2 separate regions of the Homo sapiens genome follow, and region 2 is linked to region 1. Evidence: chromatin contacts called from ENCODE Hi-C or POLR2A ChIA-PET data. All regions are on one chromosome and are shown on one strand. The core of a region is the stretch at or near the end of the contact, and the rest is flanking DNA. Distances in the headings are between cores, read along the strand shown.

Region 1 (5,656 bases), core at 1,931-4,430:
AGGACTCCACATGCTCCTGCCTCCCTCAGAGCCTTTGCACCTGACACTCCCTGGGCCTGTGAGGCCTGCTCAGCTCCTTCAGGTCTTCCCTGGAATTTCAGCTGTGCCAAGATGCCGCCCCACCTCCAGCCCACCAGCCCTCCTGCTGATTTCTGTCCAGCACTCAGCACATGCTGGAGTTTCTCATGTCTGCTTGTTTCCTATTTGTCTCCCTTCCCTGGACTGGCAGCATGATGAGGAGCAACGATGTGTCTGCCTGGTTCATCGCTGAATCCCCAGGGCCTAGCCCAGCACTTGGCACGTGGTAGGGACTCAACACATCGCTGCTGAATGAATGAATGTTGGCCCTGCTAGGACTTTTGTGGTCCTCATTGATTCTCTTCATTTGGCCAGTAGGGACCCCCACAAGGTCAGGACTGTATAGAGCAGAAGGGCCCTGAATGGATCTAGAACTCAAGCATCCGGACTCCCTGCCTTGGGTGCCCCTGCACCTGCACATCGGCTCCCAGAGAGGCCTTGTGCCTTGTGCCCACGGAGTCCTTGTGCCTGGGACGTGCCCTCCAGAACCCTGCCTGCCTGCTGCTGTGGAAGGCTGGGGGAAGGGCCAGGAGCTGCCTCCAGATGCTGCCAGGGTTGGCTGGTCCAGTCTGTGGTCCAAGCAGGCAGAAGGCCCTGGGAGCTGGGGAGCTGAGTTCTGGTCATAAGTCGTGACAAAGGCTCACTATGAATTCCCCCTACTAACCCTACTCCTCAGCCCCACATAAGAGGAGCTACCCCCTGCCCCAGGAGCCACTTACCAGGCAGGAATAGCAGGAAGAGGTAGGCAGCTCTCATGGCAACAAAGAGGCAGGCCGGGGTGGTGTCAGAGAGGACAGCTGGGGAAAGACCGGTGGGAGAGCTCTACCCAGGGCCACACCCAGGACAGCAGAGCTCACCTTTGATCCCCTGATTTCGCCCTGGAGAAGGTGGCACCCAGAATAGAAGCCAGGCATGGGAGGGCTGGAGTGGAGGGACATCCCAGTCCCTGCTGGCCCACCCAGGTGTTCAGGTCACAAGGGACAAGGCCTCCAACCCAGCTCCAGGGCTGATCCTGACAAGCAAACCCCGTGTAGTGGGTGTACTTGATGTGGTCAGGGAAGGGCGGACCCTGCCCTGCTCACTAAGGGGACATTCCTAATGTGCTCCCAGCCCAGGCCATTCTGTCCTCACCCACACCCGTGCTCAGCCCTCTGGCCCAGTGGCTCCCTGGGTGTCCAAGGCACTGACTGCGTGAATCACTGAACCCAGGCCCATCCTTGGGACCCCAGCCCTGGCCAGCCGGCATCACCGCCTGGACTCAGCAGCTTCTGCCAAGCCACCACCTGCTCCCAATTAGCCCCTGGGCCCTAAGCATCCTGCTCAGCAGGAAACCACATACACATGGGCCTGCCCGGCCCCCAGAGCGGCCAGGCCGGGCAGGGCTCCCAGCTCCCAGAAGACTCCTCTCCTGCCAGGCCTCCAGGCCTCGCAAGACCTGGCTGTGTGCATCACAGGCTCACGAGACCCGGGCTATTTGCAGCAGCAGGAAGCACGAGAGTGAAGCCTGAGGGGGCTCCTCTGGATCCCAGAAAGGCAGCACTGAAGGGGCCGTGACATCACCCAGGCTGGGGGTTCTGCACCCCCTGACACTGTAGGCAAGTGTGTGTGTCATTTGGAGGGAGAGGGCATGGGGTCCGTGGCTTTCATCAGGCTCCTGACATTCAAGAGCCCAGCCTCCAGTCCTGGCTACACGGTGGGACTTGGGGGAGCCTCCGGTTCCCCACATCCAGCCCCAGCTCAGTGGAGGGCCACCTCAGGTCCGTCAGCCTTCTGTAGGGAGGGCTGCGAGGGCGGGGTCCATCCAGGAGGGCCCCTCCCGGCTGCAACCCAGGAAGTCCTTTCAGAGAGCTAGCTGGAAACCCCAACTTTGGTCTATTTTCCCCACTGGGAGTCCAGGGAGAGGGGAGGGAAAGGGGAGAAAGCAGGAGGTCTTTCCCTCCTTCCTCTCAATCCTGAGGCCTCCTGACCCCCTGGCTCCTCTCATGCATTAGGCACCTCACTAAGGTGGAGTGGGAGCCGGGAGACGAAGCTCAGGACCAAGCTGCCCCAGAGGCGAGGGATAGCTGGCTCCCCACACCCCATTCTGAAAACCCTTGACCTCCTCATGGGAGGGGGATGAAAAGACCCAGAGAGCCTTCCTTGCCCTTCTCCCCATCCGTCAGGTCGGTCGGAGCCCCCGCTGCTCAGCAGAAGGCGCTGAATTGGGGCAAGAGGGGTTGCAAGGTGTTGGGGGATGCCTGTCGGTACCCTGCGGGGAGTCTTCCTCCCCTAGGACTGGCCCCCGAACCCAGGCTTATTGGGGGAAGGAGGCCCACGGGCTAGCGGGGAGGCAGGAAAGAGAGAAGTCAGTGTGGAGTTCATGAACTCCTCCCACGGGACCACATCTCCGAGCTCTTCTAGACGAAGGGGTTTTGGGGCGTGCGGGAGGCCAGGACCTGCCTGGGAGGCTGCCCCACCCCCACCTCTGGCCTCTTCCACAGCTGCGGCCTCCCCCACCCCCGACTCCCCTGCGTCCTGGGAGGTGGGGGACAGGGGGCCCCGACGCTCGCTCAGACATCAGACGGAGGGAGGGCTCTGCCGGCTCCAGAGCCGGGCTCAGGGGGAGGGGTCCCGGCGGGAGAAACCCAGATGTTGCAGCGCCGCACAGCTGGGAACAATCAGCCGCGGAAACTTGCTCCGCGCGCCCTCGCGCTCCCGTCTCTGATCTCTCTTTGTCTCTCTGCGTCTCTGTCTCGGCCATTCCCACCGGACCCCCCCCCCCCACCCCACCCGCCACATTCCAACCTCCCCGGGAGAACAAAAGATGTCCCATCCCCCGACGACCTCACCTCTGGCTCCCCCCAAACTCGGGCTCCCCGCCCTTCCCAATTCGCGTTCTCTCTGCAGAGCAACCCCAAACTTTCCAGGTGCCCCCTTGGCCTCCGCTCTGAAGGCGCGGGGTTCAGGAACCTCCGCGGCTGCCCCAGGATCGAGGACCCAGAGAGCCTGGCACCCTCGCCCCCGCGCCGGGGGACCCGCCGACGCCCCTGACCGCCCCCCGGGGCCCCCAAGCGCCAGGCCCGCGCCTACCTGTCCGGGTCACTCCGCCGCCCGCTCCGAGTCCGCCCGCCGGAGCCGCCCCTTGGCCCGCTCCGAGTCCCCCTCCGGGCCCCCGACGGGGCTGGCGCCCGCCCTCCAGCCCCGGAGCCGCTGGGTCCTAACGCGAGCTGCCCGCATGGGCCGCCACGCCGTGCCCTCGGGGTTCCATCTCCTGGGGGGGGGGGTGTCCCCGGGGTAGAGGCGCCCGGGGCCGTCCTCACGTCTGTGCAAAGCTTCCTCCTCCTCACAGCTGCTCCTCACTCGACGTCGACGGGGTGAGGGGGGTGAGGTGGGCAAGGGTAGGTGTGTTGCCCATTTCACAGAGGAGGAAATCAAGCCTCCCAAAGTGACTCACCCTAGGCCCCTCAGCCAGAAAGTAAGCCTCGATCTCCCTCTGCCTTCTCCCAGCTTCCAGGACACTCTCCTGCCTTGGTTTTCCTTCTGCCTCTCCAGCCAAGCCTGCTGCCTCTCTCAGGCCCGCACCCTCCTCTCCTACACTGCTGAGCTCTGGGCCATGGCTGGCTTCCACAACCAGCGGTTCTTTCTTTCCTTTTCTAGAGACAGGGTCTTGCTGTGTTGCCCAGGCTCGTCTGGAACTTCCGGCCTCGAAATTTTGGCCTCAAGCATTCCTCCTGTCTCATCCTCCTGGGCTGTTGGGATTACAGGCATGAGTCCCTGCCCCCGGCCATAACCAGCACCTCTTTCAGCCCTGACCCAGCCTATGTGTCCCACAAATGTCCTCAAGATGCATCAGCTTCAACAAGCATCCAAGTCCAAATTCACGACCTCCTAACTCTCCCCCAGACCTGGCCCTCCAGGATTCCCAGTCCCCCCTTGGCCCCGCAGCCTTCCATTACCCAGGCTTCCTCCCCTGCCCTTAGCCCTGCATCTAATCCAGCACCCACCCGTGAATGCTACCTGAAAAATTTCTTTTGTGACTCCGTTCACTGCTCCCACCCTGGCCTAAGCCACTGTGAGACCAAGTTGCAATCCCAAGAAACCGCATTTGCTCTTTCTGCTTGTCAGAAGCTGACAAAGCCCTGACTCAGTGACTGGGGGCAGCCCAACGGAAGGATGCCTTGAAGATGGCAGGCAGGGCAGAACACAGGCTCCCACGCCTCTTGCCTGAATCACTGCATTGTTAGAAAATATAAGTTAAATGATCCTGGCTGTGCCTTTTCCTGTACATAAGATAGCACCTGACAGGATTGACGATTATGCCTCTATAATCTATATAACTAGGTGCATCCTCGAACCCAAACCTTGGCGAGATTTGCACTAGTGTAGCTTCTGAAGACATTTGATGTAAATTTTTCTTCTTCTTTTTTTAATGAGACCGGGTCTCGCTCTGTCATCCAGGCTGGAGTGCAGTGGCACCATCACAGCTCACCTCTTGGGCTCAAGTGATCCTTCCACCTCAGCCTCCCAAGTAGCTGGGACTACAGGCAAGAGCCGCCATGCCTGGCTAATTTTTTTTTTTTTTTTTTTTTTTTGTATTTTTTGTAGAGAAGGGGTTTTGCCGTGTTTGCCCAGTCTGGTCTCAAACTCCTGAGCTCAAGCAATCCACCCGCCTCAGCCTCCAAAAGTGCTGGGATTACGGACGTGAGCCACCGTGCCTGACCATAGCTTCTGAGCACACACAGAACCGCCTGCCTCTGTATCTAAACTGTGGGCTGAAATGCTGCTTTGGCGCAGTCTAACAGAAACTCTCTGAAACCCTCTCCCAGGGTGCAGTCCTCAGTAAGACTCAATAAAACTAACTTTAATTTTTTCAATGGCTGATTTTTTTTTTTTTTTTGAAATGGAGTTTAACTCTGTTGCCCAGGCTGGAGTGCAGTGGTGTGACCTCGGCTCCCTGTAACCTCCACCTCCCGGGTTCAAGAGGTTCTCCCAACCCAGCCTCTCGGGTAGCTGGGATTACAGGCACATGCCAGCATGCCAGGCTAATTTTTGCTTTTTTTTTTTGAGTAGAGACAGGGTTTCACCATGTTGGCCAGGCTCCTGACCTTAGCTGATCCGCCTGCCTTGGGTTCCCAAAGTGCTGGGATTATAGGCATGAGCCACTGTGCCTGGCCAAAAGGTGGATTTTTTCTTTTTCTTTTTTTTTGAGACAGGGTCTTGCTATCTCCCAGGCTGGAGTGCAGTGGTGCATCCTCAACTCACTGCAACCTCTGCCTCCTGGGTTCAAGCGATTCTCATGCCTCAGCCTCCAGAGTAGTGGGGACTACAGGCACCCACCACCATGCCTGGCTATTTTTTTTTTTTTTTTTATTTCTCGTAGAGACGAGGCTTCTCCATGTTGTCCAGGCTCGTCTCGTACTCCTGACCTCAGCTGATCCACCCACCTTGGCCTCCCAAAGTGCTGGAATTACAGGCGTGAGCCACTGCACCTGGTCAAAAGGCTGATTTCTTATTTAGTTGACACCACCATCATTTGCCTGGGCTCTGCGATAGCCTCCACTCTGGGCTCTCCCACGTGGGTCCTGCCTCCCTCACCCCC
Region 2 (5,656 bases), core at 1,088-3,587, 8.8 Mb after region 1:
TTGCTCTGTCACCCAGGCTGGAGTGCTCGGCTCACTGCAACCTCTGCCTCCCAGGTTCAAGCAATTCTCCTGTCTCAGCCTCCAGAGTAGCTGGGCTGGGATTACAGGGGTGCACCACCATGCCCAGCTAATTTTGGCATTTTTAGTAGAGACGGGGTTTCATCATGTTGGCCAAGCTGGTCTCAAACTCCTAACCTCAGGTGATCCGCCTGCTTCGGCTTCCCAAAGTGCTGGGATTACAGGCATGAGCTGCCTTGGGAATCATTATTATTAATATTTATCTGTGATATCAGTAAAATAATTGAATAAGCAAGGCTTACTAATAACCCTGCATATTCCTGTTGCTCCCTTCTTCTTGGGTTTCTAGATTGCGTTTTGGAAAGTTTTACCTCATTGACTTACAAATACAGAAATAAGTGATTCTTCAGAATAGGGATTTGGATCAGGAGCAGCAGGGAGTGCTCATTAAAAGGGCAGATTCCAGACTCTCACCCCTGCAGATTCTCATTCAGTAGGTCTGAGGTGGGTTGTGAGCATCTGTAGTTTAAAGGCATCCTGGGTGATTTTGAGGACTTCTGGTTGAGAACTGCTTTAATGCATCATTCAGCCTGCTAGCCAGTCAGTCAGCAAATGCCAGGCATCATCTCTGTACCACTACCCTGCCCTGAGAGGGCAGACAGGGCAAGACCCACCCCCGCCCTCCGCTGGCTACACTTTGTTACTGGTGACTATTACTCACCCCTTTTGAAATAGGCGTCATTTGTCCCTTAGCCTTTCAAAATGAATCCTTCTATACTGGGAAGGTTATAGACTTGCCAGATCTCTGAGCAGGAAAAGATCCAAGAAATCAAATCCAGCCACACTGCCAGTCCAGCCCCTCCTACAGCTGGGGCAATGCCCCCCCCGCCCCCCCCCCCCCGCCGCAAAAAAAAAAAAAGCAGGGGAAAGTGGGTCTCCTCACTCTCAAACCAGTGCTCTCCCTATGACACCAAAGAGCCTGTTTCTGTTTCTTGCTTCATTCATTACTCCGGTTCCCTTGACTGAGTTCCTCTCAGTCCCAGAAGACCTAGAAAAGGGTCGTGGTTGGTCATGGGTTTCGAGTAAACAGGCCTGGGTTTCAATCCCGATTCCCCCACCATCTAGCTATGTGACCTGGGGAAGTGACTTTACCTCTCTGAACACTTTCTCATTTGTCAAATGGAGTTGGTAATGTTATTATCTGCCTCCCTGGGCTATCCTGAAACTAAAATGCGATACACTGGTTGTTACTTTGGTGACTGTTAACACCCCAGCTACCCCCACCCCCTGCCTGGCTCCGTTAATCACCAGCTAGTGTGGATGATGAGGGAGAGGTGAGCCCTGTAGCATAAGGGCAGTGCCTCTCCGATGTCTGTGTCTCATAGGGTCAACTCCCGCGGCCAGCTGCGAGGAGGAGGAGTTGCCCCCTGACCCTAGCGAGGAGACGCTCACCATAGAAGCCCGATTCCAGCCTCTGCTCCCGGAGACCATGACCAAGAGCAAAGATGGCTTCCTAGGGGTGAGTTGGGGACCACAGGCAGTGGGGTCATCTGTGTGTATCCCGAAGATGAGTTTCTGCTCCATTCATCCATCTTTCCTCTGCCCTCTGTGTGCCCACTAGAGCCAGGCCCTGGAGGTCCATGTGCGGTGATGTTGTCCCTGCTGTCCAGGCATACAGCCTGCTGGGGGAGCAGGAGAGAGAAGCATTAGCTTCTGCCCCAGACTGGGGAATCTGGGATAGCTTCCTAGAGGAAGTGACATCTGGTAGACTGCAGGATGAGGAGGGCTCAGCAGGGTGACTGAGCACAGGTTGGGGGGGTCTCGGAGGAAGCAGCAGTGCAGTAGAGACCCTGTTAGTGCAGCCGCCCCACATACTATGATGATTATTTCCCACACACTATGATGATTACTTCCCACACATCCATCTCTTCCCCACGGGGCATAGCATGATGCCTGGCTCCTGATAGGTACTCTGTTGAACTCTGATGATCTAGACCTGAGGTTTGGTCCCCAGCAGAGGGCTGTGGGGTGGGGAGGGCACCTGAGAAGGTGGAGGTAGGAGGTGGACAGATGCTCTCCTTGCCAGCCCCTCCCCAACCCAAGGCCCTTTGGACAGGGTCCTGAGCGCATTGCAGGATGAAGCTGCCTCAGCCCCTGCCTGCCCTTTTGCACTCTCTCCCACTCTCTCCTCCCCTCTGTGGGCTTCCTCTGTTCCAACCACACCAGACTTCCTTCCTTCCAAATCCCCAGGCTTTCTTCCAACTGGGAGCCTTCTCACATGTGGTTCCCTCTGCCAGGAACACTGCCTCTCTGTGCCCAGCCCACACAGCCCGACCCAGCCTTTTCATCTCAGCCAATGCCACTTCAGCACGAACAGAGGCCTGAAGGCAGGAGTGCCAGGCTGGTCACTGAGGCCAGGCAGTGGGTGTGTCTGGGCCCAGGGGGCATGCAGGACCCACACAGGGGCATCCCAATCAGTGGGGCCAGGAGAGAAGGTGCCAGACCCCACCAAGGGCTTTGTTGCCTGCCTTTGGCCTTCATTCTATGGTGGCTGAATATCGTGCAGATTTTAAATAAGACAGCTTTCTCATCAGACCTGGGCTCTCCAGGCCAGGGACGGGGCATGTGTAGAATGGGGAGAAGTGGGAGGCAAGAAGACCAGTTCTGGAGGGGAGACGGAGGAGATGGAGAGTAAGGGCAGCCTGGAGGATGCTGGGGAAGGAAGGGCAGGGAGCGGCTCCTCATGGACAGTGGGTGGGCAGGAGTTGGATGACTCAGGCTTCTGGCTGTGACCAGGGGCATGGTGGGCTGCTTGCCCAGATGGGGACTGTAGGCGGGGAGGGAGTAGGGGATAGAGAATGAGGTCAGTCTGCACATGTTGAAGTTGAGGTCCCCAGGGGATGTTGGATGTCTGCTGCCCAGCAGCAGCCCCTTGGCAGTGCCCAACTCTAGAGCCTGGCAGCCACATGGCAAAAGAAACTTGGGAATGACCTTGAGGCTGGCACCTGTGGCGGAATTGCCACCTGGCCCAGCCCAGGGAAGCAGTGCTGGGGAGCCCCTTTCTTTTTTTTTTTTTTTTTTTTGGGACGGAGTCTCGCTCTGTCGCCCAGGCTGGAGTGCAGTGGCGCGATCTCTGCTCACTGCAAGCTCCGCCTCCCGGGTTCAAGCTATTCTCCTGCTTCAGCCTCCCGAGTAGCTGGGACTACAGGTGCCCACCACCACACCCGGCTAATTTCTTTGTATTTTTAGTAGAGACGGGGTTTCACCATGTTGACCAGGATGGTTTCAATCTCCTGACCTCGTGATCCACCTGCCTCGGCCTCCCGAATTATAGGCGTACAGGGATTATAGGGATTACAGGTGTGAGCCACCATGCCCGGCCGGGAGCCCCTTTCTTAACCTCATCGCTGCAGGTTCAGGGAGGGACAGAAATTCCAAGGAGGAGCTCACAGGGAAGGGCATTGCCCGTTTTGGGTCCTGTTTACTTGCCGTCTCCCACTATAAGCTCCAAGAAGACAGGGTGCACAGTGTACCCTGATAGAAACTTCCTATACAGTAGGTGCATAAAACATTTTGTGGAATGAACAAATGAATAAACGTGTTCTTCTCAGCCAAGGAGACAGTGCAGCAGATAGGCAGGAGTCCAGGAAGTGGTCAAAACCGGTCTGACCTTCCACAAAAGGAGATGGGGAACCCATCTCCATGGATTTGGCAGTGATGGGCTGGTCTGAGCAGATAAGTCCGCACAGACAACAAGAACTGGGGTGAGGCAGGAGCAGCACCCCTAGCCCTGGCCCCCGAGCAGAGCCCCAGCAAGCCCAGCACCCATCGCTGGCAGGTCCCCTGCAGGGGGTGGCAAGCCTACAAGCAGGACCCAGGAAGGCGGGCTCGGCCTGGCCCGGCACAGCCAGCTCTGCCTTGAGAACCGCCTGTTAAATCTGTCTCTGTGGGAGCTCCCTGCCTGCTTTCCTCCTACCTCCCACCAAGCCTGAGCTCCTGCTGCCAGGGAGGTGGCGACAGAAGAGGGAATCTGCTGTTCCCCAAATGCTGGCCGACGTGTAGACAGCTCTGTGGTCTCTGAGCGTCCTCTCCGAGCCATCAGCTTGTCAGACAGAGGCGAGGCAGGTCACCGATGAGGACTCGGGCTTAGGGAAGGCCTTTTGCCCAGGGTGGGGCAGGCTGTACTTAAGGCAGGGCCCTTCTGGGGGTGGCCTTCCTTCCCCTTCCCTGTGGTCTCATCCTGCTCTTGACCCTAGAGATTTCACCTCAAACATGATTGGCCACCACCCTCATCGGACTTAGCTCCAAACCGAAACCCTGAGCTGGCCAGTGGGACATTAGTCCCTGGGAGGAGACTTGGAGAGGAGACTGGGGAGGGAGAGTAGGGCTGCTGGAGGGCCAGGGAAGCCAGGCAGGGTGGTGGCACCCAAGGCTGGCCCATGGGCTTATGCATAGGATGGAGGTGGGACTATGTGAGGCACAGAGCCCCACCATCCCCATTCCAACCTTGCCCTCGAGCGAGCTGCTCTGGCCTGGGCTGCGCCTGGGTGGGCTGTGCCTGGGTGGGCTGTGCCTGGGTGGGCTGTGCCTGGGTGGGCTGTGCCTGGGTGGGCTGCAGAGGCACTGCAGCAGGGAGAGGAGCCTCTCTCTGGCGGGATATTGCTAAGCTTGTGGCCATCATAAGGGCAGGAACCTCCCTGGGGTCCATCTGCTCCCTTGGTGTGGGCTGGCTCGGGGCTTGAGGGAGACCTCCACCCACATGGTACAGGAGACCCCGGAGTCAGGTTCTCAGATTCCTGGAGCTTTGCTTTCCCCCGCCCCAGGTCTCCCGCCTCGCCCTGTCCGGCCTCCGAAACTGGACAGCCGCCGCCTCACCAAGTGCAGTGTTTGCCACCCGCCACTTCCAGCCCTTCCTTCCCCCGCCAGGCCAGGAGCTGGGTGAGCCCTGGTGGATCATCCCCAGTGAGCTGAGCATGTTCACTGGCTACCTGTCCAACAACCGCTTCTATCCACCGCCGCCCAAGGGCAAGGAGGTGAGGACAGCTGGGGTGCGACGTGGGGCCCCTCCGCCCGAGCCCAGGAGTGGCCACCCCTCTGTCTGCGCCTGGACCCCAGTGCCAGGCCTGCTCCACCTGCTCTCCTGCCTTCCTCTGGACCTGCCCCCTCCCCATGGGGCCCCTGGGCCGTCGGGTCTGGGCTGACCCCCACCCCAGCGGATCCAGGCCCAGCGGGACCCAGCAAGCCAGTACGTGCCTCCCGCCGCCCCCAGGTCATCATCCACCGGCTCCTGAGCATGTTCCACCCTCGGCCCTTTGTGAAGACCCGCTTTGCCCCTCAGGGAGCTGTGGCCTGCCTGACTGCCATCAGCGACTTCTACTACACTGTGATGTTCCGGTGAGTGGGCCACACTGGCTGGCCTGGAGCACCGGGGAGGCATGACGGTACAGCGCCCAGAGGGGAGGGCCCAGCTTGAGCCCCCCAGCTCCACCTCTCCTCCCACTGCCGTCTTGGGCAAGCAGCTTTGGCTCTCTGAGCCTCAGTTTTCTCACCTGTGGATCCGGGTGCTGATGACTTCCTCGTAAGGCACGTGAGGGTTCAGAAAGAAAAGTTGTGGAACTTGCTTGGCACGGGGCTGGTA

Evidence for each region. Hi-C counts contacts between places; a loop is a spot of excess contacts on that map. ChIA-PET counts read pairs that join two places held with the same protein, here RNA polymerase II (POLR2A).
Region 2: a loop to region 1 is called in a map of transverse colon, with 26 times the contacts of the local background. The contact joins the enhancer-like site here to the promoter of MFAP2 in region 1. A Hi-C loop is called at or near these places in 1 of 168 maps with a recorded cell type or tissue (transverse colon). POLR2A ChIA-PET finds 5 or more read pairs at or near these places in 1 of 52 experiments (activated CD4-positive, alpha-beta T cell).

Annotation. Positions count from the first base shown.
Region 1 is chr1:16,977,440-16,983,095 of GRCh38, forward strand. It overlaps MFAP2 (microfibril associated protein 2), which reads right to left and starts at 3,181. Exons shown (of 9, transcript NM_002403.4): 1 at 3,148-3,181; 2 at 798-875. The coding sequence starts at 834. LOC105376806 (a long non-coding RNA gene) reads left to right here. Exons shown (of 2, transcript XR_947003.3): 2 at 230-356. RefSeq lists enhancers at 943-1,448, 1,449-1,956, 1,957-2,462.
Region 2 is chr1:25,803,739-25,809,394 of GRCh38, forward strand. It overlaps SELENON (selenoprotein N), which reads left to right. Exons shown (of 12, transcript NM_206926.2): 3 at 1,404-1,537; 4 at 4,842-5,051; 5 at 5,288-5,412. Among named protein-coding and RNA genes, the nearest start is that of SELENON, 6.4 kb to the left of the region's middle. Within about 2 kb of position 2,338, at least 13 of the 41 ENCODE cell types and tissues checked have a DNase peak (open chromatin) inside an H3K27ac peak, as active enhancers do.